2 separate regions of the Homo sapiens genome follow, and region 2 is linked to region 1. The links are chromatin contacts, found by Hi-C or POLR2A ChIA-PET in ENCODE. All regions are on one chromosome and are shown on one strand. Each heading gives the region's core, a stretch centred on a gene start or an enhancer-like site at or near the end of the contact. The rest is flanking DNA. Distances are from core to core; before and after follow the strand shown. Region 1 holds the start of LINC02292 (long intergenic non-protein coding RNA 2292). Region 2 holds the start of TCL1A (TCL1 family AKT coactivator A).

Region 1 (2,900 bases), core at 133-2,632:
TTTGAGACCAGCCTGGCCAACATGGCGAAAACCTGTCTTCTATTAAAAATACAAAAATTAGTTGGGCATCATGATGCAGGCCTGTAATCCCAGGCCTGAGGCAGGAGGCTGAGGCAGGAGGATCGTTTGAACCTGGGAGGTTGAGGTTGTAGTGAGCCGAGATCACGCCACTGTACTCTAGCCTGGGTGACAGAGCGTGACTCCGTCTTGAAAAAAGAAAAAAAAAAGTGTACAAATATATTCCTTGAAAGATGTGTTCAGGAGTATTCATGGCAGTGTTATTCTCCATAGCCAACACAGCCCAAAGATCCATCAGGAGGAGGATGGGTAAATAATGGAATACGATTTATCAAGAGGAAAAGGAGAGAACAACACGGATGAGTCTCACAACTCTAACATGGGGTGAAAGCAGCCAGATACAAAATAATGCACAATGCAGAGTCCAGTTGAAAAAACGCTACAAAAATAACACAATCTGTGATGAGAAAAGTCAGGATAGTGGTTAGCCTGGGAGGGAGGTGGGAAATGGAAGGAGCGTAAGGAGTGCCTCTGGGGTGCCGGTCATGCTTTGTTTCTCATATGGGTCTGGTCGTACAAGCGTGTTATTCTCTAGGGGGTAGTTTGCCAATTGTACATTTTCTGGCTGGATGTTCAATAAGGTGTTAAAAAAAAAAAAAGTGCTGTCCTATCTCCTTCCAAATGACTTTCCTACACACACCTTCGAAATTCCTCCACCGGGAATTTACTGCTTTCTCTTAGTCTTCTTCTGGTTATTCAGATCCAGCTCAGCCCTCCCCTCCTCGGGGAGCCCTTCCTCTGTTGCATCAGTTAGTCTTGGCTGTGGGGCGATCATACCTACAAGCAAAGCACAGTGACTCAAAGCAGTCTCATTAATTAGCTCATGATTCTAAGGCTGGCAATTTGGGCAGTTCTTATGCTGCTGGGGAGGATAATGTGGACCAGTTTTGAGAAAGCAAGACACGAAGAAAGAGAATCCTGGTTCAGTGCCCATCTGGAAAGCTTCATTCATGCTGATCTGATTTAGTGCGTCGTTAAATTGTGTTTTATAAATGCATAAACACAGAATTGATAAGATTTGTTCTATAATCCCCGCTGAACACACATGTCAGTTACTGGGCTGGGAGCTGGGGACAGATTGATGGATAAGATTAATGCAGGAGGTGGGTATGGGTTCATTTGTTCCTTTTTTTATTCCTTTATTTGTTCATTCATTTCACCAGCCAACTTTAATGGAGGACCTAGCAAGTGCCAGGCAGCATTCTGAGCCCTGGAATCCGGTGATGAACATGACAGACAAGATTCCTGCCCCCAAGGAGCTGCACCTTAATAAGTCCCGCAATGAAGGAGACAGAACATAAACAGAGGAAAATACACAAGATGCCAGCTTGTGAGAAGTGCTAGCAAAAAAAGACACAAGTATGTCCAGAGAGTCTGAGGTGTATACAGGTATACAGAGTTCAATTCTTCTGGGGCAGATGGCAGGAAAACGTTCTAAAAATAAGTACCATGTTTTTAGTAGAAGCCATGTCAGAGGCTTGATGTGCATTTTTTCTAACTTGTACAACAAACCATGAGGTAAACAACATTTTCCTACTTTGTAGATGGGGAAACTGATGTTGAGAGAAGTTGAGTCACTTGTCCAAGGTCACACAGCAGGGTGAGGGTGGCCTCACACTGGTGTGTCCCAAAGGGCATCTGGTGTCCAGTGTTGTTCTCTTGGTAGAGGTGATGAGGCCTAATGAAGCCAAGAAAGATAAGTGGATGTTTTCCTGGTGGGCAATGGTCAAGGGAAGTGAAGGGAGCCCGGTGAGCAAAGCTGCTGTGTGTGAAACTGCCTGGTGTGGTCCAGGAGCTCAGTGTAGCCTGGGCCAAGCATATGAGCTGGGAGGGAAGGGTGGAGGGCCGGATCCAGAGGGAGAGTGGGTTCTTGGTTATGGAGCCACGGCAGGTGCGAGGCTGGGGAGGGACACTGGTAGGCTCCCGTTGAAACTCAGCCATCTAGAGCCCATTTTCCCGTAGGCCTCCAGCTCCTCAGCTGCAGGAAGGAGGCTGTATGGAGTTCAGAGCACAGGCTCTTCAATCGGACGGCACAGCCTGGATACGTGGTGGGCTTAGCAATTTGCTCTTGTGAGATACAATGCGATTTCTCAGTAAATTCTGCATCTCAGCTTTGGCTTCATCTGTGTCTGAGTCTCCATCTCATGCAGCTAGCTTATCATAGATCAGTACATTCACAGCATTTATTCGATCCTTTACAAAAACAACAGCCCGGGTTCAAATCCCAGCTCCACCACTTCCTCCCTGTGAGGCCCTGGGGAAGTAACATATCCACTCGGTACCTCTTGTAAAATGGAGGTGGCAGTGACTTTTATTTTTTATTTATTTATTTTTAGACAGAGTTTCACTCTGTCACTCAGGCTGGAGTGCAGTGGTATGATCTCAGCTCACTGCAACCTCCACCTCCCGAGTTCAAGTGATTCTCATGACTCAGCCTCCTGAGTAGCTGGGATCACAGGCATGTGCTACCACACCTGGCTAATTGTTTGTATTTTTAGTGGCAACGGGGTTTCGCCATGTTGGCTAGGCTGGTCTCGAACTCCTGTCCTTAAGCAATCTTCTTGCCTTGGCCTCCCAAAGTGCTGGGATTGCAGGCATGAGTCACCACGCCCAGATAGCAGTGATTTTTCAATGAAGTAATATACACGTGATGTGGAGAACTTTTCTGGCACAGAGTAGGCACGCAGCAGGGACCACGTGCTATCCTTGGGGGCATCTGACCAGTCCCTACAGGCCAGTGTCACTCCCAGGCAAGTGCAACTGTTTACTGAAGGCAGCATCGCTAGCGAAGGCAGGACCTGGAGAGGGCAGGATCCCCGGTG
Region 2 (2,951 bases), core at 115-2,614, 380 kb after region 1:
GCGAGACCCTGTATCTACAGGAAAAAAAAAAAACAACAAAGAAAGAAAGAGAGAAAAAGAATACTGGCCTTTTCAATGATGTGAGGCAAAATCTGTCCCACAGTTTGCTAGTGGGTTATTTTTTGTGGAGCATGTATCATGATTTTATGAAAAACTGTCTGGTTCGTGGTTTTGGTGTCACGTTGAAGAAGAGATTTCTCAGAGATTTAAAAAAAGAAATCCACTGAATCTTCAAATTATTTCTTCAAATTTTGATTTTAAAAAAGTAAGTATTTAACTTGATTTTTAAAGTAAAAACATATTTAAAAAATTGAAATGCCAATAAAAATGCAGATTTTGTGGTGGTTAAGAGCCTAGAATTCCAACCCCATTACCTACTAGCAATCTTACCTCGGACAAATGTACATTTTTGTGCCTCAGTTTCCCATCTGTAGAGACACAGTCAACACTCAATAATTTTTGATTGCTACTGGACATACGTGTTCTAATATATTTTTTAATTTTTATGCTTTCTTCAGTGTATGTTTGGAGAGAGTTTGAACATTTTTTGACTCTTTTTCATTGAGTAAATCCAAATACTTGTAAAAGACTTATCTATTTCTTTAACAAAAACTTAACATGGATTAAGGACCCATCTTAAGGCATCACACATTAAAAAAGTCAATATTGATTCAATACCGGCGCTTATACTACGACATCACTTGTTAAATTTGTTTTCTAAATAAAGCCCAGAGGTAGTGGAAAATACTTCACACTCTAGGCCAGTGTTTGCTATGCCTGGTTGACCCTAAACTGTTGAGGGTTCTTTTTAAAAATACAGATTTCTGGGACCCACCTGAGATGATTCCGATAATCGGCCATATGGATGAGTCACTTAGAGATACCCATTTTTAAGGATTAGGACCCCGAAGCCCAGAAAATGCCTGCTGTAGTCAACATTATAGTCACACTCCACAGGCACTGGGTCCACCCCTTTGACCGACATTCCTTTGCGGTTTTCCCACCCTTCTTCCCTGCCTGGAGAACTCCTATTCATCCTCCAGAGCCCGGCTCAAAGTGGCTTCATCTGTGGGGATCCTCCCTGCCCCATAGTGAGTGCTCCTTGAGTCCTCGCCCTTCCTAGGGCATCCCAAGCTCCCAGGGGCTGCCCCTGCTGCCTCGCCATCCGCTCCAAAGCTGGCTGTACCTCGATGGTTAAGGGCAGCCAGGCGTGCTGCTTCTCGTCCAAATACACGAACTTCTCCCAGGCCCACAGGCGGTCCGGGTGGTCGGTGACTGCCTCCCCGAGTGTCGGGCACTCGGCCATGGCGTCCTCGGGCCGCCTAAGAAGCAAGAGCCAGAGCCTCTCAAGGCCGCTCGCTGGTCCCTGGGATGTGGGGCCGACCCTTTATATCCGGGCAGCATGCGGCCGCCACCAAGCGGCGGGGCGGGAGGACGGCCTTGGGGCGGGACCCCGGGTCGGGAGAACGACCTTGGGGCGGGGCGTAAGGCAGGATGGGGCGGGGTTTGTGGGGGTCTTGGTGGCAAGTGAGGGTCCCGCGCAGGCGCTACGTCCCGGCCTGACTTGCTCCCTGGAACGGTGGCAGCTCCTGGGAACGCAGACCCGGCCCCAGCTGGCCCGCGCCTTCCTCGAGGCCCCGGCCAGCAGCGACACCGACCGCCGCCCTCTGCTGCTGCTGGAGAGGCACCGGGGTGACCTTGGCCCTTTCTTCTTCTGGAAGACCCCCCCGCTTCCCTCGGCTGCCGGACCGGGACTCTGGGCCTCTGCTGGGAACTCACAGTCGACACCAGGATGCCCAGAGCCAGGACCCACTCCTCATCTTATGGGATCAGAAGAGACCCGCGCGGGCCTGAGTTAGGCCTGGGCTTTCCCGGGTTCCCTGGATCTCCACCAGCCTGTGCCTTTGAGTGTCAGAGTACGTTTTTTGGCAAAGGACAACTCCTGACGCTCCCTCTCCCTCTTCCATACACAAAGCATGCGTTTTCCACAGGTCTGATGTGCTGTGGACATCTAATAGCTATTACAAAATGGAGAATCATGGGTTTTTGCCCTTGGGCTTTGAGTTTACTAGTGAAAGCATAGTTCGAAATGAATACTTAAAAAGAAATCCCTCCTTCCACCCTAAGATCAATGGATTTGAAAAGTGCCTGGTTTATATGATCAAAACCACCCCTCTGTAAATTACAAGCAATAAGGAAAACAATTTCACTTTATTTTGCAGTAACGCATTCCCACTAAGGCAATTAAGAAAGTCATGCACAATGAAAAACATGTGAAACCAGCTCCAGCCTGGTTCAAACATCACCATGGGATGGAGTTTGGTGTCTCATCTTCCAGCTCTTTCCCAGTTCTCTGACCAGGCACTAAGAACATAATTTGTGATCCTTTGAAATATCACCAAAGTGGAAATTAAGAGATCTGATGAGGACATCTGATTCACCTGGCAGCTGGGTATCTGCCTCTTTGCCTATCCAGAGAGCCTAATTCCCAAGAAGGGGCTGAGAGGGCCTAAGGTAGTCGAGACATAATGGGATTTACCAGGAACACAACATAGAAGAGAAAAGCCAAGGGAAGTTGGGGGTGGAGTGAGGGCCCTTGAGCTCAGCAAACCTCTTTTCCACTGTAGCCCTTAGTGGTGTTAATATTTAATATGCAAACTTAAAGGTTTCATGCTGATTTTCCTGTGAATGGCTCTTGACTCCAGACCTAGATAGCCACAGAGCAAGATGACAAGCTCGCTAATAAGCTCTGTTGGGGAGGTCTCAGCCCAGGCCAGAGCTGTGAAGTGAGAAATAAGTCCAGTTTAAATAGTGCTGCTGGGATGGACTTTTGTGGCCAGGGAAGGGGTACCCAGGAGCCAGTGTGGCCACTGACCCAGCCTCATCAATGGCCCTAGGATCCAGAATGCCACAAACAATGGAGCAAGAATCAGATCTGTGTGTCTGGGTAA

The links. A loop is a pair of places that touch in the nucleus more often than their neighbours do. ChIA-PET counts read pairs that join two places held with the same protein, here RNA polymerase II (POLR2A). Pooled maps may share reads with other maps.
Region 2: a loop to region 1 is called in a pooled map, with 2.9 times the contacts of the local background. The contact joins the promoter of TCL1A here to the promoter of LINC02292 in region 1. A Hi-C loop is called at or near these places in 6 of 37 single-sample maps with no recorded cell type and 4 of 50 pooled maps. POLR2A ChIA-PET finds 5 or more read pairs at or near these places in 1 of 52 experiments (activated B cell).

Annotation. Positions count from the first base shown.
Region 1 is chr14:95,328,202-95,331,101 of GRCh38, forward strand. It overlaps LINC02292 (long intergenic non-protein coding RNA 2292), which reads left to right and starts at 1,383. Exons shown (of 3, transcript NR_110127.1): 1 at 1,383-1,467. LOC105370637 (a long non-coding RNA gene) reads right to left here and starts at 671. Exons shown (of 2, transcript XR_944171.3): 1 at 1-671.
Region 2 is chr14:95,712,761-95,715,711 of GRCh38, forward strand. It overlaps TCL1A (TCL1 family AKT coactivator A), which reads right to left and starts at 1,365. Exons shown (of 4, transcript NM_021966.3): 1 at 1,187-1,365. The coding sequence starts at 1,306. LOC107984703 (a long non-coding RNA gene) reads left to right here and starts at 2,723. Exons shown (of 3, transcript NR_148060.1): 1 at 2,723-2,947. RefSeq lists an enhancer at 1,100-1,149 and a silencer at 1,380-1,619.